Regions from separate parts of the Homo sapiens genome. Here region 2 is linked to region 1. Evidence: chromatin loops called from intact Hi-C (ENCODE). Cell type or tissue: transverse colon. All regions are shown on one strand. Each heading gives the region's core, and the rest is flanking DNA. Links, peaks and the distances in the headings are about the cores only.

What was found. A loop is a pair of places that touch in the nucleus more often than their neighbours do. Peaks named below come from ENCODE experiments on the same cell type or tissue, not always from the same donor. Only the 100,000 strongest peaks of a DNase experiment are listed, where the experiment ranks them.
Region 2: it touches region 1 in a loop (12-fold over the local background); 1 of 110 quality-filtered maps calls a loop at or near these places.

What each region holds. Positions count from the first base shown.
Region 1 is chr7:51,258,714-51,269,871 of GRCh38, reverse strand. The region is part of intron 1 of COBL (cordon-bleu WH2 repeat protein); the gene reads left to right. It also overlaps the pseudogene RPL7L1P2. Among named protein-coding and RNA genes, the nearest start is that of COBL, 53 kb to the left of the region's middle. RefSeq lists an enhancer at 6,295-7,110. In transverse colon, for the core only: no CTCF peak of the experiment used is centred there; DNase peaks (open chromatin) are centred at 4,121, 4,462, 5,765, 6,171 and 1 weaker place; H3K4me3 peaks cover 414 bases; H3K27ac peaks cover 3,630 bases.
Region 2 is chr7:50,981,623-50,992,780 of GRCh38, reverse strand. No RefSeq gene overlaps it. Among named protein-coding and RNA genes, the nearest start is that of GRB10, 200 kb to the right of the region's middle. In transverse colon, for the core only: no CTCF peak of the experiment used is centred there; no DNase peak of the experiment used is centred there.

The sequences.
Region 1 (11,158 bases), core at 3,424-8,423:
CACGTCCTCAGTCTGGAGACAGAGCACCTCTTGTCTCTTGACCAGGGTTTCTTGGATGGGGAGCATTGGTGTAACTGTGAACATCAATTTTCTAATTGAGGCTGAGAAAACTAATAGAAAGGGTCTATAAAGAACCTCTAGAAAAGCAGTTTCCCTTTCCTCACTCTGGCCTTCATAAAATACAGGGTCGTTATGGTGAAACCAAGTGGCTGTGGCATTTGCTGTCCTCTGGTTTAAGCTGAGTGTATCTTGTGTGTTTACCTGGAAGCAGCCACGGGCAAGGAGAGCAGTGGCCGGAGCAGGGGCAGGGCTGTGACATGGAGCCCACGCTCCTGAGCACACCTCTGCCCCCCACGTCCTGCCGATGCACCACCCAGACCTGCCTAGTGCCCGACTCTGGAGGTGAGGGACATTGCGTGGCAGTTGCGTCTGGACCCTGTGCCACTTACCAGCAGCACGGCATGACAAGTGCTGGCCTCCCATCTCCTTCTTACCTGGGTCACTGATGCATGATGTGACTTAGGACCCCACTGCTGTACTGTTTTCTGTCCCCTGTGTGGATGCATCCTGGCTTATTCAGCCAGGCCCCTAAAGGAAAAATGAGCCACTTCTGCCCTCCCATTGTGAGGAAAAGATCCCCAACACATGGGCTTTTGTACCCGTCCTTCCTTCCCTGCAGTTTTGATCCAGCAGTTCTGAGGCTTGGTGGGGGGCTGCAATTTGGACACAGAAGCACTCCCCATCCCAGGAGTGCTTGGGGACACAGCAGCTATACAGAGCCTGCTGCAGCGGGTGGCTGGGTGCTGGCGCCTTCTGGCTGGCCTCCCTCCATCAACCTCGCTTCCCTGGGGTGCACTCCCTGCTGAAGGGCTGGCACAACTGCTCCAGCTCCAGCTGTGTCTTCTGGGAAGCCTGAATTTTTTTTTTTTTTTTTTTTTTATTGAGACGGGGTCTCACTCTGTCACCCAGGCTGGAGTGCAATGGCGCGATCTTGGCTCACCACAACCTCCACCTCCTGAGTTCGAGCGATTCTCCTGCCTCAGCCTCCTGAGTAGCTGGGACTACAGGAACCTGCCACCATGCCTGGCTAATTTTTGTATTTTTAGTAGAAGCGGGGTTTCACCATATTGGCCAGGCTGGTCTCGAACTCCCGACCTTGTGATCCACCTACCTTGGCCTCCCAAAATGCTGGGGTTATGGGCATGAGCCACCGTGCCCAGCTGGGGAGCCTGATAAAGACACCTGTGTTCTTATTTCCACATCTGCAAAAGGGAATTACTCTGTGATCCACCTGCTTCACAGGGCTGTGAAGATCACATCCCTTAAACATACCTAACGCTGCCTTGCACAGAGTGAATGCTTAGTAACTCTTCTTCTCAGCGTTCATCTGCGTTGCAGGAAGGGTGGTAGGAAAGACTTTTTGAGGAGGAATTAAGTGTCCAGTGGGTGGAAGTGTCTAGTGGGTGGATGGTGAGGCTGTTAGTGAAGGAGCTTGAGGGTCCAGAGGGCAGAGCTTTGGCAGAGGTGATTTTTCCCACAGTGGAGGGTTACCATGGTGCAGGGTGCATTGATTGCATTTTCCTTTTAGACAAATTACTGGGAATAGTGATCATGCTCTCTTCTAGTCCTGGATCTATTGTAACACTCATTCATAATAAAATTCCTTGTTACATATTTGCCTTCCTGGAGTGCTGAGGAAGAGATTTCTTTATTGAGAGTGGGCGAGAACAGTGCCCCAGACGGCACGTGGAACTGAGGACACCCGCAGCGGACACAGCGCCTGCAGGGCAGGAGGGAGGAAGGCTGTCCAGTCCTCATCTCTACCACCAATACCAGATACCAGGGCAGGGATCTTCCACTTGATAAAGTAATAGAGCCGTGGTCTCAAAAGTGGAGGTACAGGCCCCCGGGTGTGCTTCGTGATCCATTTGGGATAAGGAGGAAGTGAATAAATTTGGGAAGAGAATATTTGTTGTTTCTTTCCAAAGTTCTTTTTTTGGCCGGGTGTGGTGGCTCACACCTGTAATCCCAGCACTTTGGGAGGCTGAGGCAGGCGGATCACTTGTGGTCAGGAATTTGAGACCAGCCTGGGCAACATGGTGAAACCCCGCCTCTACTAAAAATACAAAACTTAGCTGGGCATGGTGGCAGGTGCCTGTAATCCCAGCTTCTTGGAGGCTGAGGCACGAGAATTGCTTGAAACTGGGAGGCAGAGGCTGCAGTGAGCTGAGATTGCGCTACTGTACTCCAGCCTGGGTGACAGAGAGCAACCCTGTCTCAAAAACAACAACAACAAAAGTTCTTTTTTTGTGTGTAATTTCTGTAATGTTCTCAATATACTAGTAACATGTATAATATACTCTCAATATACTAGTAATATATATATATATAAAAATACAAATAAATGAATGTATGAAAATGGAAGTAGAGGCCTCAAGTCTTTGCGGATGGGGCTGTGCTGTGGAGGTTCTCTTGAGCCCCTGCTCACCAGTGCAGGTGGCTGTGAGTCAGGTCCTGCGCTGGTTTTGTTCTGGCTCATCTGTGTGCCTCAGAAGGCCTGACACTCCTCAGGCCAGAGTGCCTGCCTGAACAGAGGAAAATCTTTCATAAAGTTTTTTACAGCAGGGGTTTGGGAAAGGGTACCAGGTTTGGCATTGTTAAAAATGTAGAAATAACAAGGGTTTCAGATTTTTATTTACTGAAAAATCAAAGTAAATGAGATACTTATTTTTGTTCAAGGTTTTCTTCCAACATGGGCCTTTGTGTGGCCTCTGTATTTATGCGGTGGGAGAGTGGTGGTGAGCGGAGATTTCTAAAAATTGAGAGGGTATCTTTGATACCTTTTGGGTTTATCGCAAAGCCCTGTGGAAATCCTGACCATGATACAATGTTATATGCTTTTTATTTGTAATCGTATGTTATTAAGAAGCAGAGGGCATTGATGTCGAAATGTAAGTTAATAGGGAATATAAAAATGGGACTCATTTTGCAAATTTGCCTTGGGACTCCTCCCAAGGGCAACTCCTCCCAACCCTGAATTGGGTTATCTCAATAAAAATGTTAGGTTTCTTGGTCTAGGTGTCCATAGCACTCAAAAAACATGTGGAAAAAAACTGTGTGTGGGTGCTTGTGTCGTAGAGTCCTTTCCTTCCGTCCATTTGTGGGAAACAGGGACAGCCCTTGCATATGCCATGTTATTTGTGTAGAAGTACTTGCAAGCAGCAGCCAGAAAAGCCGTTTCTCACTTTGTCATTTAAAATAAGAATCAGTTGATCTTTTTTTTGTTTTGTTTTGAGATGGAGTCTCGCTCTTGTTGCCCAGGCTGGAGTGCAATGGTGCGATCTTGGCTCACCGCAACCTCTGCCTCCCGGGTTCAAGGGATTCTCCTGCCTCAGCCTCTTGAATAGCTGGGATTACAGGAATGCGCCACCATGCCCAGCTAATTTTGTATTTTTAGTAGAGATGGGGTTTCTCCATGTTGGTCAGGATGGTCTCAAACTCCCGACCTCAGGTGATCCACCTGCCTCGGCCTCCCAGAATGCTGGGATTATAGGCTTGAGCCACTGCACCTGGCAATCAGTTGCTCTTTAAAGCAAAACTAAAAAGTCAGAAATTAAGTTAATGACAGCAGCTTTTGCCTATAATACAATTAGTTTTCAATCTATATTTTACCATGTATTTAGTGTCCATACAGAAGATGAGATAATTTATTGTTTTGTAATTAATTTGCCCACATGTGATTGTTTCTTACAAAATTAAAATGTTTTAGCAGCATGTGTCACTAATTACTTAAAACATCAGAATTTGCCTTTCTGTGTAATGAATATTATTAAATATTATGTTAATCCCAGGGGGCTTTTAAGGTTGTATATTACTGTGAAAGGAATTGTGAATTGAAAAAAAAATGGTAGGGAAACGCCAATTCACTGGATCACATCGATCCACTGGATCACATCTGGCTGTAACTTTCATTATAAATTCAGAGGTGTAATGGAAATCGCATATGACTGTTTCTTGAGAATGTGAGTGGATGTACATTTTATGTGGCAAAACATCTGCCAGTCCACGTGGACAGTTGATCCACATGGACTTTGAGCCTGTCATAGAAGCCTGAGAGCCGGGGCAGGGAGGGAGGGTTGCAGAGGAACAGGCACAGGCTGCCCTGGCAGGGACAGGTGTCCGGAGAAGCCAGCCCACCTACCTGCCCCTTCTTCCCCTCTGGGCACCTCAGGTATCACATCATCCAGGGCTTTCTCCTGGTTGGGGTTCTGTGGGTGGCCCTGGCTGAGGGGCATGCTCTCCTTTTCACTGTCCTCTGTGCACATGTGCTTTGGGTCTTTGAACTGAGATAAGTTCTATTCCTAGGGCTGCAAACACCCTGCCTCACCTCGACCTGTGACCTTGCTAGAGCAGAGGTGCAGCCTGTCCCCATCCAGCCTGGGGAGCCTTCTGCCCTAAGCCTGGTGGCGGTTTGCCTGGTGGGTGTGGCTGGGCGTGCTGGGGTCAGTGGATGGGGAACAGCCCCTGCTCTGGGTTTCTCTGGAACCCAGTTCTTCTGGTTCTCCCCTCTCCACAGCTATTTAACTCCCAACCCCCACCTGCTTTCCCAGGTCTTTAAAAGCAGGTGTGGATGCAGATGTGGCACTACCCTTGTAAAGCAGCAGTGAGGCTGAAACAGATGAGCACGCGGTTGTTAAAGGACTGGGAACACACACAGAAAGGTGTCAGAAATGCCCTGAGGTTCTGCTGTGTAGACTTTCTTGAGTGGGGCATCAGAAGTGCTGCCGCTGGTTGTCGGGCATCGGGCTGCTGTTGCATGCCCCTTCAGGAGGCCTTCACATTGGAAACGTGAGCATGAGTGACCTACTGAGGGCCAGAGGCCTCTGGGCATTCTGGGATGAGAAGGAAGCTGCACTTGACATCTAAGTCCTCTTCCATCCCACAGTTTAAAATGGCATACAGTTATGGGATATTTCCTATGGATATGAAATCTGATTTCATATGCACATGTGTATGAGAGAGAACAATGTAATGAACCTTTGGTGTACACTCCAACATGGTATATTTTATTTCATTGTATACCCCACTTGCCCTCTACCTCAGCTGGTGTGTTTTGATGTTATCAATGTGCATTTAAAAGCATTTTGTTCATTTTTCTTCAAGTGTTAGAGGTTGCTTTTTTTTTTTTTTTTTTTTTTTGGGAGATGGAGTTTTGCTCTGTCACCCAGGCTGGAGTGCAGTGGTGTGATCTTGGCTCACTACAACCTCCACCTCCCGGGTTCAAGCGATTCTCCTTCCTCAGCCTCCCGAGTAGCTGGGATTACAGGTGTGCACCACCAAGACCGGCTAATTTTTGTATTTTTAGTAGAGACGGGGTTTTGCCATGTTGACCAGGCTGGTCTCGAACTCCTCACCTCAGGTGATCCACCCGTGTTGACCTCCCAAATTGGTAGGATTACAGGCGTGAGCCACCATGCCTGGCCGGGGGTTGCTTTTTAATTATATTTTGTTTTGCAATTATGTAAAACATCCAACTGTTACGTAGAGGTGTCCTCACTCTCTGTGCCCTGTGTGGCTGCATCCTGGCTTATTCAGCCAGGCCCCTAAAGGAAGAACGTTTGAGCCCCTTCTGCCCTGCCATTGTGAGGAACAGATCCCCAACACATGGGCTTTTGCACCCATCCTTCCTTGCCTGCAGTTTTGATCCAGCAGTTCTGAGGCTTGGGGGCTGCGATTGGAACTCAGAAGGCATCTCATGGGGACCAAGCTCAGATAGACCTGGGCCGGCGTCCTGGCTCTCTTCCTCACTAGTTTTGTTGTCTTTTGACAGCTACATAATCTAGGTTTCAGTTTCATCTTCTATAAAAGTGGAATAACAGCACCTCCCTTGTGAGCTGTCATGAAAACTAGTTGGGACACTAAGAACCTACCACAGTGCCAAACTCATGGTTAGCATTCCATCAACTTTAGTTATCTCCTGTCCTCATTTGAAATGGGGATCATAGTCCTTATGTCAACTGTTTTTGTATAGGAATCATATCAAAATATTTAGTAGTTGCCAAGAAAGTGTTCAGTGACATAAAAATTGTGTCATTATCAGCAGCACAATCCAATAAAACCAGTCTGGCTGGTTCTGTCTCCCAGGCCTTGCTGGGCAGCCCTTGAACTTAACAATCAGACCTGCTGGTGCTGACACCAGTGAGCTGGACAGCCACGCCTGGGAACTCTTCATCCTCCCAGGTACTAAAGCTTCAACTAAAAGCACTCAGGTGTGGGCTCCATAATTCCCCACCAAAGTGGGGACCTCCACCCACTGTGTGAAAAAAAAAAAGAACTTTTTTTTCTGTTTTATTGTCTTGGTTCATAGCTCAGGCCCTTGCCAGCACTTTGCAGGGCTTCTGAAATGCTCTTCTGATTTCCTTCCTCCAGCCTCCTACTTTCCTTATCCACCCCCCATATTGCTGCCAAAAGCAGTTTGTGAAACATATCCCACTGACCATTTATCTTCCTGCTTAAAACAATCCATTTGCTCCCTCCTTCTCACACGTGGGAGTGCATGAGTGTGAGACCTCGTGGGCCCTCCCCAGGCCTCCTGGCCTGTGTGCTCTTGCTCATAGGAGCCTAGGGCTGGAGGGTGTCTCTTGCACCTTTCCCCAGTGCAGTGTAGATGACAGGTGCTGTTCACAGGTAGGACCTGCTCCCAGGGCCACCCTCGGCTTGCGGGTGGCTTCCGGTGAGCTGGGGGGAACTCCCCAACTCCACACACCACCACTTTGTATTAATGAGAATGTGGCTGGCGACACCTCCATGTCTCTTAACACTGCGTCAGGGCCCCACTGATGTCAGTTCCACCTGCCCTGGTGTGGAGACGAGGCTCGTCCGTGCCTCACCTTGCCCAGCTTACCTGCTGGACACTGACTTCTTTTTCCAGATGCAGCCCAGGGCTGCTGCCGGTTCCAGTTCCCAGGCTCCTGGCAAGTTGGGTCTCAATGCCTCTGGGCCCTGCCCTGCCTCCTACCAGGGGTTGCTGGTAGGGCGTGGGCAGTGAGGGAAGGACAGCTTCTTCATTATTGCCCTCTTCATCCTTGTATCCCAGCACTCACTCCACAGCCACTGAGACTGCCCTGGGACCAACCGGCCCCTGGTTCATGCTTTAATACTGGCATGTCTTCACACACATCTGTCATGTAAATCACTTTGATTGTTTGCCCCAGACGTCCATGTGATGGTGACTGCATGGCGAATGTTGCCGCCAGCACCCTGTTGGTTCACAGGCATGGCGACTTGGCGCTGCCTGTCGTGACTTCCCAGTGCATCCTTCCTGTGCGCTCTTACTAGGCTGTCCTAACCGGGCCATTTTCCCTGAGGGTCTCAGACCCAGTCCTGAGTCGCAGGAGTCCTTTCCCATGGCCACCTCGCTGTGGAACTGTTTGTATGGTCCTACTGACTTCCTCTCTTCAGCTTCTGACTCTGACACGGTTTCGTCCGGAAACTTCCTTTTCTGACCTTCCTGGCCAGGGTCTCCCTCCTCACTTTCCTGTCACCTCCTGGGGCTCCTTTGAAGAGTCTGCCCCTCCTCTGTCCCTGCCTGAGACATTGGGGTTCCCAGGTGTGCCCCTGTCTTGCACCTGCACTTCTTCTTCTGCCTTGTGTTCTCGAGGATGTGGCCTCCTGGGGCTGGGCCACTGTCAGACTCCACTTTGGCTCTGTGCCCTGAGCCAGCCAGGGCTGCTGTGCGGTGAGTGCGGTGAGCCTGGCAGGAGCGCTGCCACTGGCCACATTCTTCCTGCACCATCAGCACGGGCCCACCCCTCTCCAGCTCCATCCCAACCCCTCTCCTGGCAGCTTTGGACTTGCCTGCCCAGAGGGTGCCTCACAGAATCTGGAGCTTAGCGTTCCTCAGGCTGCCTTCTTTTTTGTTTTGAGATGGAGTTTCACTCTTGTTGCCCAGGTTGGAGTGCAATGGCGTGATCTTGGCTCACTGCAACCTCCGCCTCCTGGGTTCAAGTGATTCTCCTGCTTCAGCCTCCCTAGTAAGGCAGATGCCACAATTCCCAGCTAATTTTTGTAGAGAGGGGGTTTCACGATGTTGGTCAAGGCTGGTTTCAAACTCCTGACCTCAGGTGATCCGCCTACTTCGGCCTCTCAAAGTGCTGGGACTACAGGCGTGAGCCACCGCGCCTGGCCCCTCGGGCTGCCTTCTTTCAACACCTCCAGGGCCTGTACAACTGGGCTTGGTGCACAGGCCAGCCATCCTCCCTGTCAGGCATCACCTCAGATTCCTCCATTCCCTGGTGCGTCAGCTCTCCACCAAACATGTCATCACACTGCTGTGTTCTTAGCTCAGACGAAATCACCATTGGTGTTTTGTGTTTCGCAGTAGCTTTTGACTCTAGTCTCACCTTCATTCATTCATTGCACAGATATTTACTGTGAGCCTGCTACTCACCAGCATTTTATGCCCTGGGAACACAGCCATGAATATGACAGGTGAGGTCTCCCTGCAACTCTGACACATTATGTTCTAGTGGGGGAGATAGAGAGTAAATAAATAAAGTATAATTTCTGGAAGTGATACTGAGTTGGAAGAGAGTTGCAAGGGCTGCAGTTTTTTTATAGGCGTGTGCCACCACGCCCAGCCAAAGGCTGCCGTTTTGGATGGGCTGTCAGGAGAGCTTCTTTGAGGAGGTTTTGCTGTACATGTACGCCTCTCAGTGAAGAGAGGAGTAAGCCATCTACTGTGTACGGCAGCATGTGCACATCTCCTGCGGTGGGGCTGAGCTTGGCGTGTGTGAGCAGCAGGAAGGCAGGCAGTGTGGCAGGAGTAGTGGGGCTCTGGGGAGAATGGCTGGAGGTGAAGCAGGAGAGATGGGCAATGGAGAAGGGGTATGGAGGTTTATAAAGTTCATGAGATGCCCTCAGAAGGTTTTGGGGAAAGGCAGGATGTGATCTGAGCCTACCCTCCCTATCCCTCCAGAGAAGTCATGGCTAAATGCAAGTGCCCTGTTATTGACCTGCCTGGAGTCCTCTGAGGGTTTCTGCCACCTCTGGGATAAGATCCAGGCTCTGCCGCCTGGTCCCTGCATCCTTTCCATGGCTGCCCTGCTGCACACTGTCAGTCCCCAGCTGCAGCTTACCTGCGATCCCAGTTCTTCACACATCCCACAACCTTTCCCATCTTCTCCTGTAGCGACCCTTCCTTATGCTAGACATGTCCTTATCCCATTCTGCAACACATAGCTCAACCAGTGCCTTGGAATTGTCCCCTCAGGCCACTACCCTCTTTCCTAGAAAGAGCATCTGCTCCACGAGCATTGTATATGAGCCTTTCTCATGGCACAAGCCTTGGTGTCTTGAGTGTTTGTTTATCTGTGTTTCCTACCAGTGATGGACTTGCATCAGGGAGGGATCCTGTTATCCTCATTTGTGGATGTTTAGAATCTATCCCAGATACTGACCCATGGAAGATAAATAGTAAATGTCTTTTGAGTGAATGAAAGAATGAATACAAATCATGTGATCTTTCTCCCTTTTTATTTTCAATGCAAACTTTACATATTATCCTGTTCTATAAATGAGATAGACAAAAGCCACTTCATAATTTATTTTAGGTCTTTAAAAATAGTATATGGTCTTGATAGAGTGAGTGCCATCTTCCCCATGTGGTAGAGTTACGCATGATCAGTAGCTACAACTCTAGAAAGATAATGGAGCAAGAGCAAAGAAAAATCCCTTTGGTTCCAGAAAATCTCCTGAAAAAGAGGAAGGCTTATCAAGTCCTCAAAGCCACCCAGGCAAAGCAGACACTTTTGGAGAAGAAGGAGCAGAGGAAAGGAAAAGGGCTCAAGTTAAACGACTGGAATCATTCCTATATGATTCCTGGTGGCAGAAACGTGACAAGATGCATCTCAGATGACTAGAAGTGAAACCTCATGCCTTGGAATTGCCAGATAACATTCCTTGGCCTTTATTGTACGCATTGAAAGGATTAATGACATGAGTTTACTGGTGCAGAGAACCATGGCAAGACTTCGCCTAAAGAAAATTTTTAGTGGTATCTTTGTAAAAGTCACCCCCCAGAACCTAAAAATGCTGCCCATAGTGGAAACTTATGTGATCTGGGTATTTCCACATCTGAAGTCTGCCTGGGAACTCATTTTGAAATGTGGATGAGCCAAGGTCAAGAATAAGACCATCCCTCAGACAGACAACACAGTGATGAGGAGCACCAGGGGAATTTTGGTGTCATTTGCTTGGAAGACCTCATTCATGAAATTGCCTTCCTGGAGAAGCATTTCCAGGAGATCTCATGGTTTTTGCGCCCTTTCCACTTCTCAGTGGCCCATCTTGCTACCACAAATAGAGTGGGTTTCCTCAAGGAGATGGGCCCCACCTGGCTGTCGGGGTGAACACATCAATCAGCTCATCCACCAGCTGAACTAGACCCAGGTGAGGCAGGGCTGAAAACTGCCCTTGGGCTGACTTTTGATGGGTCATGCCTTGCCACTTAAAAGTGCTTTTTGCAGTTACTAGTATTCCTATTAGTAACCGTGAGATTGGGTTACTCTTTTTTTTTTTTTTTTTTGAGCTGGAGTCTCACTCTGTTCCCCAGCCTGGAGTGCGGTTGTGTGATCTCGGCTCACTGCAACCTCCACCTCCCAGGTTCAAGCGATTCTTCTGCCTCAGCCTCCCGAGTAGCTGGGATTACAGGCAATCGCCACTGCATCTGGCTAATTTTGTATTTTTAGTAGAGACAGGGTTTCACCATGTTGGTCAGGCTGGTCTTGAACTCCTGACCTCAGGTGATCCACCTGCCTGGGCCTCCCAAAGTGCTGGGATTACAGGCATGAGCCACCGCGCTCGGCCGAGATTGGGTTACTATTAAGGGTAACTTTGAGATTGGGATGACAGAGGAGGCTGGTACTAATAGATGGGAGACCTTCTGGGAGCGATGAATGCCTGATTAGGACATTAGGCTATGCATAGCCTAAGAGTTATAAGCTTAAAGATGTTGAGTGACTAAAAACTGTATTGCTGTGGTCATTTAGATGGAAATGGGGAAGGAATAATATTAATAACTGATTTCAAAAAGGACTTAAAGATATGAATCATTTATTTTGCTGAAGAAATCTTAACTCTTTTTGAAATTACTTTTTAT
Region 2 (11,158 bases), core at 3,225-8,224, 280 kb after region 1:
ATGAAGCCAACCCACTTTATAGAAGACAATCTTCTTGACTCAGTGTCTGCCAGTGTAATGTTAATCTCATCCGAAAACACCCTCAGAGAAGCATGCAGAATATTTGACCACATAACAGGGCACTATGGCCCAGATGAGTTGACATATAAAATTAATCATTACAGTTACACTTTTAAAATTGTAACCACTATAATAGGTGTTTATCTCATTTTTGTTTTAATTTGCATTTTCATAACTAATAATGTGGAGTATTTTTTCAAGTGCTCATTTACCACTTGCATATCTTCTTTGAAGAAGTGTATGTTCAAATGTTTTGCCCACTTTTAACTGGATTTTCTTATTAGTGAACTTGAGAATTATTTCTATATTCTGGATATAAGTCTTTTACCATACAGGTGACTGGCATAGTCTATGTCTTGTGTTTTCATTCTCTTCTGAAATGCATACATTTTTAATTTTGATAAAGTTCAATTTATCAATTTTCTGTTTTTTAGGTCATGTTTCTGGTGGCATAGCTAAGCTATCTTTACTTAACCCAAGTCACAAAAGTTTTCTCCTATTTTTTTCTCTACAACTTTTATACTTTTAGATTTTACATTTCGATTTATGATCCATTTTGTATTAAATGCTGTCTATGGTTCAAGGTATGGCTTGAAGTTGCCTCTTTTTCTTTGATCTGCCATATAAATTTTAGAGTAAGCTTGGTCAATTTTTACAAAATCTGTCTGCTAAGATTATGATTGGCATTGTTTTGAAATTATTCATCAATCTTAACAATATCAAGTGTCCCAAACTATAAGCATGGTAATTTTTCCATTTATTTAAGTATTCTTTAATTTTCTCAACAATTTTTTGTAGATTTCAAAGTACGTGTCTTTACTTCTCCTGTCAGACTTGTTCATAAGTATGACATATTTTAGGTACTATTGTAAATAATATTTCCATTTCTGATTCTTCATTGCTAGTTATAGAAAGACAATTGATTGTTGTATATTGCTATTGTGTCCTGAAACATTTCTAAGTTCAGTTACCAGCTCTGGTAGCTTTTTTGTTAATTCCATCTGACTTTCTACATAGATAATCCTGTCATCCATGAATAAACACATTTTTTATTTCTCTCTTTCCAATCTAGTTGCCTTTTATTTATTTATTTTGCCTTACCGTATAGGCTATTCACTGAATTCAGTGTTGAATCATAGCAGTGGACATTCTTGTTCCTTATCTTAGGGGAAAAGCGTACAATCTTTAATAATAAGTATAATGTTATCTGTAGGCTTTTTATAGATGCCTTTTATCAAGTTGAGGAAATTTTCTTCTATGATGACATTGCTGAGAGATGTTATCAGGAATGGATGTCTATATCTACTAAGATGACTATATGGTTTTTCTTTTTTAACTTGTTAAGATGATGGATTATATTGATTACTTGGCAAATATTAAAACAATCTTGCATTCTGGAGGTAAAACCCACTTCGTTATGGTGTATGATAATTTTTAATGTATTGCTAGATTCAATTTCTGAAAACTGGTTTTAGAATTTTATGTCCATGTTCATGAGTGATATGAGTTTGTAGTTATCTTTTCTTATAATGTCTTTGTCTGATTTTCATCTCAGGGTAACACTGACTTCATGGGATCAGTTGGAAAGTATACCTTCTTTAAATTTCTTGAAGAGTTGATGTAGAATTGTTATTATTTCTTCCCTGAAAGATTGATAGATTTCACCAGTGAAGCCATCGAGTCCTGTAGTTTTCTTTGAGGGAAAGTTTTTATTTTTAAATTTAATTTCTTTAATATATAAAGGGCTATGTAGATTAGGTATTTTTCTCTTGTGTAAACTTTGACACTTTGTGTGTGATTCAAGGTGTTGGTCAATTTCATCTACATTGTCAAATGTATTGGCATAAAGTTGTCCATGAAATTCTCTTACTATTCTTTTCGTATCTGTAGAATCTATAGTGATGCCACCATGCTCATTTCTGATATTTGTAATCTGTGTTGCCTCTCTCTGTCTTGATCGACCTGGCTAAAAGTTTATCAATTTTATTGGCCTTCCCAAAAACCAGCTTTGGATTCATTGATTTCGTCTATTGTTTTTTTCTTTCTTTTTTTTTCACTCATGTTTATTATTTCCTTGCTTCTTTTTACTTTGGGCTTAGTTCTCTAAGGTGGAAGCTGAGGTCAATGATTTGAAACCTTTCTTCTTTTTAATATAGTTTAGTGTTATAAATTTCCCTTTTGAAGCATCTCGCAAGTTTTATGTTGTTTTCATTTTCATTCAGTTCAAAGTACTTCCTAGTTTCACTTTTGATTTTGTCTTGCCCCACATTTTATTTAGAAGTGTGTTGCCATATACACAATGGAATACTATGCAGCCATAAAAAAGGATGAGTTCATGTCCTTTGAAGGGACATGGATGAAGCTGGAAATCATCATTCTCAGCAAACTATCACAAGGACAGAAAACTAAACACTGCATGTTCTCACTCATAGGTGGGAATTGAACAATGAGATCACTTGGAGACAGGGCAGAGAACATCACAAACTGAGGCCTGTTAGGGGCTGGGGGGCTGGGGGAGGGATAGCACTAGGAGAAATACCTAATGTAAATGACGAGTTGATGGGTGCAGCAAACCAACATGGCACGTGTATACCTATGCATCAAACCTGTATGTTGTGCACATGTACCCTAGAACTTAAAGTAAAATAAATAAATAAATAAGAAGTGCGTTGCATCATTTAAAAACATTTGGAGATTTATCTTTAATCATTTCTGAGTTAATTCCATTATGGTCAGAAAATATAAGTTGTATGACTTGAATCCTTTCAAACATATTAAGGTTTGTTTTCTAACTCAGAATGTTGTCTATCTTGGTAAATGTTCCACAGGCACTTGAGGGGAAGGTGTATTCTATTGTTATGTGGATTGTTCTATAAGTGTCAATTAGGTCAATTTAGTTGATACTGCTGTTAAATATTCTATATTCTTTACTCTCTCTCTTTTTTTTTTTTTACCTTTTTTTCTATCAATTTTTGAGAAAGAGATATTAAAATTTATTTTATGGTTGTAGACTTGTCTATCTCTCCATGGAGTTATTACTTATACCAGTTTTTGCTTCAGGTATTTTGAAGCTCTGTCATTAGGTCCATAAATGTTTAAGATTTCTATGTCCTCTGGACAAACTTACCCTTTTATTGTTATGAAATGACTTTCTTTGTCCCTATAAATATTCTTTGTTCTGAAATCCACTTTGTCCAATATCAATATAGCCATTGCAGGTTTGTTTTGTTTTCTTCTGTTTTTAGTATTAACATTATATAACTTTTTCCATCTTTTTGCTTTTGACCCACCTGTGTATTTATATTTGACATGAATTTCTTATAGGCAACTCTCAAGTTTTTTCTGACACCAAATAGGTGGTATATTTTCCAACACCAATTCTCTAGCTTGCTGATCCCCAACACAAACTGGGTGTCGTACAATTCAGTCCTATTCTGACACTGGCCACCTAGAGTTGGCATCAAGCTCCACAGGTTTAAGGGAGACTTCCCCCACTTCAGATGCCAACCACAAGCACTTGATTTCCAGGTTACCAGCACTTCTGTCTGACTTGGCTAAAAGTTTGGGAGTCCTCACAATCTCCTCCCCTGCACTCCTTGCCAGGTTTTATGATTTACTAGAGTCAAAGAACTCAGGAAAATTCTGTACTTGCTATTACAGTTTATTATAAATGATACATATGAACAACTAGGTGAGGAGGCTCACAGAGCAAGGTCAGAGCACAGGAGCCTCTGTCCTGGTGAAGTTGTGAGCCACCCTCCCAGCACACAAATTTGTTGGAAGCTCCTGGGACCCTGCCTTTTAGGGTTTCTATGGAGGTTTCATTATATTGGCGTGATTGATCAAATCACTGGCCATTGGCAATTGAACTTAACCCCCCACCCCACCACCACCACTGATTCCTCCCTCCTCCATGGAGATTGGACGTGGCGCTAGAATTTCCAGCCATCTAATCAAGGTTTGGCCTTTCTGGTGACCAGCGCCCATCCTGAAGCTACCTAGGGGCTCTCCAACAGTCCTCATTAGCATAATGCCAGGCATGGTGGAAAGGGGCTCATTACGAATAACAAAAGTGCCTATCAACCCCTTCACTCAGGAAATTCCAAGGGTTTTAGGAGCTCTCTGCCAGGGACTGAGGACAAAGACCAAATAGAGTCAGCCCTCCGCATCTATGGGTTTCAAATCCATGGGTTCAATCAACCGTGGATCAAAAATATTCAGGGGGAAAAGAAAGGATGGTTGTGTCTGTGCTGAACATGTACAGACTGATTTTCTTGTCATGATTCCCTAAACAATACAGTATAAGAACTATTTACACAGCATTGACATTTTATTAGGTATTATAAGTAATCTAGAGATATTTGGTATCCATAAGGAGTCCCGGAACCAATCCCCCGGGAATACTGAGGAATGACTATATATATTTCCTATTGTACCACAGCAACATAGAGTTGGTCTTGCTTTTCTGTGTGACCTGCAATCTCTGCTTTTTCTTCTGCTTCCTTTTGGATTAATAGGTAATATTAATTAATATTTTTATGGATATCTGCATTACTTTTTTTTTACTTATTAGCTATAACACTTTGTTTTGTTATTTTAGTGGTTCCTTTAGGGTTTATAATATACATATATGTTTAACTTACCACAATCTACTTTTGATGGATACTACCCCCTTTACTTATAATATAATGTTATATTAGCACACTTCCATTTTTCTTCTCCCATTCTTTTTTTCTGTTCTTGTCATATATTTTAGTTTTACATATGTTATAAACCCTATATTACATTGTTATTATTTTTGTTTGAACAATCAGTTATCTTTTCAAGAAATTTAAATAATAGGAAAAAAATCTTATTTATTTATATGCCATTTCCAGAGCTCTTCACTCATTTGTGTGGATCTGTATTTCCCTCCAATATTGACTTCCTTTTGACTGAAGGACTTCCTTTAACATTTCTCATAGCACAGGTCTGCCAGGGATGCATTCTTTCGGCTTTGGTATGCTTGAAAAAATACTTCCTTGTGTTTTAGTTTTTGAAGACATTTTCACTGAATATAAAAGCCTAGGTTACCAGATTTTTTTCCTTTCCATACTTCCCTACATTGTCTTCTTGTTCATAGTTTCTGATGAGACATCTGCTTGTTATCCATATATTTGTTCTGCTATACAAATGTCTTTTTTCTCTGGCACAATATATATATAATATGTTATGTATACAATATAATACTAATATAATATAATATAATAACATATAATATAGACATATACATATGTATATGTATATTATGCTTCTTGAAACTATACCACAATTCACTGATGGCTATGTTCATTTTATTTATTATTTATTTATTACCTTTTCTTTCTGTATTTCTTTGTGTATCTAATTTTGAATAGTTTCTATTCTTCAAGTTCATTAAAATGTTCTTCTGCAATGTCTAATCATCTGCCATTAATTCTATCTAATGTATTTTTTTCATCCCACATATTCCAATTTTCAACTCTAGAATTTTAATTTGGGCATTTTTTAATACTTTCCATGTTTCTACTTAATTTTTTAAAACATATAAAGTTATCATCCTGTCTTAATATTCTTGCCTGCTAATCCAAGCATCTGTGTCAGTTCTGTGTTACTTTTCACTGATGGATTTATATCATTATGAGATACAGAAGCTACTTAAAACTGGTTAGGGGCCGGGAGCGGTGGCTCATGCCTGTAATCCCAGCACTTTGGGAGGCCGAGGCAGGTGGATCACCTGAGGTCAGGAGATGGAGACCAGCCTGGCCAACGTAGTGAAACCCCATCTCTACTAAAAATACAAAAATTAGCCAGGCATGGTGGTATGCACCTGCAGTCCCAGCTACTTGGGAGGCTGAGGCAGGACAATTGCTTGAATCTGGGAGGCAAAGGTTGCAGTGAGCCGAGGTAGCGCCACTGCACTCCAGCCTGGGTGACAGAGCAGGACTCCTTCACAAACAAACAAACAAACAAAAAACTGGTTAGGTGGAACTGAGAGTGCTCATCCTAGCACTAATAATTTTTTTCCTATTTAGTCAAGACTTCTCTGCTTGTTTTACCTAGTTCCACATGGACATAGAGGTTTTCCAGTCTGGCTGGTCAATGTTATTCCTTGACCTGGGTGAGTGCTGGGTATTGCTACTCAAATTCTTTTGGGTGGCTCTTTCCCTAGCCTCAGAGACCTTCGTCTTGCATAGGATTCAGCTGAATGCTCAAGGGGAACCCTCTGCAGATCTCAGGAAGGCTCTCTCTCTGCAGCTTTCCTTCTTGGCCTTCCCTTACTCTCTTCTTTGTCTCATCTCAGGGTGTCCTGGCCTCTCTCTGAACATCCTTGAGAGATCAGTTGAGGTCTGGAAACTCTCAAGGCAGGAAGATTAGGAAATTGTAGGGCTCACTTGGTTTGTTTCCCATCTTTCACGGACCACTATCCTTCATTGCTTAATGCCCAGTGTCTTGCAAACCAATGTTTCATACCTTTTGCCTTGTGTTTGGTAGCTTTATAAAGGAAGGTAAATCTAGTTCCTGTTTTTCCATCTTGAAATTAAATGCAAGTCTCAGACAATATTAATTAACAAAAAGCCACAACAAGGTAACCAAGGATTTGAAGGGAAAAATTAAAAGTTTGAAACCTGAACAATCCAAGTGTAAGAGGTTCCCAAATTCAATGCCATCATAATGACCACTAGGTTATGCGGCCTGGAGAAGGAGAATCAGGAGAAGCACCAAGAATGGAGGCAGCTGTCAGAAGAAGGATTCGATTTAGAGCTCGAGATTTCATCTTTCCTTGTGCCTCCCTTCTGATCCCTTTCTGTTCCACTTCACCCTGGCTCCAGCCTATGGGCAGCTACAATCATGTCACAAAAAGCCCAGTGCTCTCCTCTCTCTTCCCAACTCTCATCTAAGTAAATGTGCCCCTTTCCCATTCTTAAACAGGCTTGTGTGGTGATTTACTTATTTAATGAAGATGATGAGCTGAAACGTGCAAAGCAAGTCATGGAGCACAATAGCTTATGACGGTCTGCCCTCTAGGAAACTCTGCTGCCTTATTGAGGGCCAAAGCCCCCGGCTCACAACAGGATGATAATGTTACCGGAAAGGGGTCCCAGTTCAGACCCCAAGAGAAGGTTCTTGAACTGCGTGCAAGAAACAATTTAGGGCTAGTCCATAGAGTAAAGTGAAAGCAAGTTTATTAGGAAAGTAAAGGAATGAAAGAATGGCTATTCCATAGGCAGAGCAGTGGCATGGGCTGCTGGACTGAGTATACTCATAGTTGTTTCTTGATTATATGCTAAACAGGGGTGCATTATTCATGAGTTTTCCAAGAAAGGGGTAGGTAATTCTCGGAACTGAGGGTTCCTCCCCTTTTTAGACCATATAGGGTAACTTCCTGACATTTCCATGGCATCTGTGAACTATCATGGCATGAGTGGGAGTGTCTTTCAGCATGTGAATGCATTATAATTAGCATATAATAAACAGTGAGGACGACCAGAAGTCACTTTCCTCACCATCTTGGTCTTGGTGGGTTTTGGCCGGCTTCTTTGCTGCAACGTGTTTTATCAGCAAGGTCTTCATGACCTGCATCTTTTGCCAACTTCCTATCTCATCCTGTTACTTAGAATGCCTAACCTCCTGGGAATGCAGCCCAGCAGATCTCAGTCTTATTTTACCCAGCCCCTATTCAAGATGGAGTCACTCTGGTTCAAATACCTCTGACAATAATGATGGGATAGTTAAGTAGGGACTGGCTGGTGGTGGCAAGTCTGCATAAACAACTAGTTATTTCTCTTCTGGAGAAGACCAGCTCCTGCATCAGGACTTTTCAGAGCAGGACCCAAGGAGCCCAGTTTTCTGCCTTCATGCCCCTTGCTCAGCCAGGCCTCAAAGGCTGGAATGAATATGAGCAGACACTTGACAATAATGAAGATGAAGGAGGAACAGTAGAGGCCCAGTTGGCCCTGCAGTCGGAATTAAAAATCTGGATGTCAGTGTTGACACTGTCAAAAGGTCAACTCACCCCCTCTGCATCTCCATTTCCACACCAGTAAAATGAAGATGATAACAATTGCCCACAACTGTGAGCTATAAATGAATGATGGTAGCATTAGCCTTACTCTGGTGGCGGGATGGTTCCTATAGATTTAGTGGTCATACTAGCCTATGGGTAGGAAGGTGAGAAGACAACAGGATTCTAGGGTTACCTCTGTAGGTACCTAAATGGATATCATTTCAGGGATAAGTTGACCCTTTTCATTTGGGAAAATCTGCGAATTTAACAAGGATCTGCTTATGAAGTCACTTGGGGTATGCAGAATCATCACCGTGAACCCCATTACACTAACACTAATGCCACCATAGAATAGAGAGGGTTGTTCAGAATGGCCACAGTATTGTCAAAAAGAAACCTCCAGTTACACCAGGAGATGGCTACCATCAGCGATGTTCAAATCTTGCCTTCATTTTTAATAAAAACCAAACTATCTCATGCCTCTTATTGTCAATCAGTGTTCTCAGATAATTAAGACTCTATTAATTCATGGCAAAAAGTGTAATTAAGAGGCTTAATTATGTCTGTGTGGAGTAAGGGGACTCAGCAGGGCATAAGGCAGAGGCTCTCAAATTTTAATTGCATTAGCATCACCCGGGGAGCTTGTTAAAAATGCAAATTCCTTGGCTCTTTGCCAAGGTATTCTGATTCAGTGGGTCTGGGTGGGATTCAAGAATGTGCATATTTCTTCTGCATGTAAATTGACAGGTAATTCTAGTGCATTTGTGTGGGGACACAACTTTGAAAAACACTGGTCTAATAAAAAGAAAAACAATATTTGAAGGCAGAAAAGATCTGTGTGTTAGAGATTCAGCGATGCAGTTCGGTCAGTGTTTATAAGAGGGATCCAGAAGATTTCCCGGAGTAAGAATCAAAATGTCTTTGGGAATGCAATACACATTTTAATGTGCCTTGTACACCTCCTCCCCAAAGCCACAGTCTATTGAACTCTTACCATGAACCCAACACAAAGTGCTAAGTGGCCCCTTAATCCTTTAATACTTTCACATGTGAGATCAATATTATTACTCCTGTTGTACAAAAGAGGAAACTAGAGAGGACAAATGGCTTTCACGCGGTCACCTAGATCTTCCATTACTAAGGAGAAAAGTATTAATATTAGTTAGGGTTCCCCAGAAAAACAGAGCCAATAGGACATGTATGTGTATATGTGTGTGTGTGTGTGTGTGTGTGTGTGTGTGTGTGTGTGTATATATACGGATATCAACATAAAGAGGTTTATTATAAGGAATATGTTCATGTTATTGCAGAAATAAGAAGTACAGACCCAGAAGAGCCAATGGTACCATTCCAGGTCAGGTTTGAGTCTGAAGGCAGGAGAAGACTGATGCCCCAGTGAGGACAGTCAGGCAGAGAGGGAAGGTTCTGTCCACTCGGCCGTTTATTCTTTTTTTTTTTTTTTTTGAGACAGAGTCTCGCTTTGTCACCCAGGCTGGATTGCAGTGGTGCAATCTTGGCTCACTGCAACCTCCGCCTCCCGGGTTCAAGCAATTCTCCTGCCTCAGCCTCCCAAGTAGCTGGGACTACAGGTGCTGTTTATTCGATTCAGGCCCTAAATGGACAGGATGAGCCCCATACGGTGGGGAGGGCCATCTGCTTTACTCAGTTGGCCATTTCAGATGTTAATCCAGAACTGCCCTCACAGAGATGCCCAGAAATAATGTTTCAGCAAACATCTGGGCACCTTGTGACTCAGTCAACTTGACAGCTACCCATCCACCAGCACAGTCCCTGCACGGGGTCTTTGTTATTCAGCATCTCCACACTGAGGGCAGCAGAAGCAAGGGCAGGCTCCCTATTTTCTGGTCTCTGCATTATTACCTACTGCTTGTGGATGGCAGGCTGTGACAGAGCAGGATGCCTTTGGAGGGGACAGGCATTGTGCCATGGGAATGGAAGTCCCGTCCTCACCACAGGCCACATCCTATGAGCTGGGCTTGGGGAGGCACACCCTTCCCACCACTCCTCATGCTCTGTGAGGCAGATGTACCATGTCCCCAGGGTGTTGCTCTGGCAACTCCAGAGGCTGTGACCCCTGCAGGAGTTCCTGGTTCAGGTAACAGCTTTGGGGAAGAGGAGAGGGAGCAGGAACAACACATTCAGAAATTCAGTCCATCCTCTACTCCTGGGGAGAAAATAGATTCCAGGACTGTTCAGAGATCAATTTGCTATAAAAACAGGACAAAGAAGGTGGTAGACCAGCAGGTGACCTCTCTGATCCCCTGCTACTGTTGCTGAAAACATTACACACTCCACGGGATGCAGTCATGAAGTCCCAGCATTTCATGCCCACAAAAACGCAGAGTGGCGAGCATTCTTACCTGCCTGTCTTTTACAGATGAGGAAACTGAGGCGGGGGGAAAGTAAATGGTGAAGACAGAACGTACATTTGCACCTGCCCCCCCCTAAATTGTATCCTCTCTTATTGAAGCTGAACACCGAAAAGTCCCAAGAATCACTAGAAGAGAGGTCTGGGCCGAGTTCAAATGCCTGGGATGGAACAGGGGAATGTCACTTTCAGAATTCAGCAACTTTAAGATTTAAGTTCATAGAAAATCTGCAGAGCAATGGGGCTATTGGTTGGACCTTAAAGTCATACTGTCAAACAGGCAGAGGATGGCGACACTTTACAGTGAGTGTTTGGACTCCACAGCTGTGAAGACAGGGGTGATGGTGCCCTCATGGGGACGCTCTCCTGGGTAGGGTAGCAGAGAGGGAGGCAGCGTGTGGGGAGATGCAGAGGCCAGAGCAGGGGAAAGCCGGAGCAAACACAAGCCTGAAAGCCTGGCCCCAGTATGGATCCCCACCATGAAGTCAACACCATGCTCAGGTCTCAGAGTTGGGTCAGGAATGCGGGCGTAGCTGAAGGTGCCTGAACATTGAAGTTGCACACTGAGAGGACGCAGGAGAATTAGGGAAAGCAGATCAAAGCCGACACAACCTTGTAAGCTGTTGAGGAAATCTATATGGCCTACGACTGCAAGTTTTAATAGTGAAAAATCAGTTTTCTAG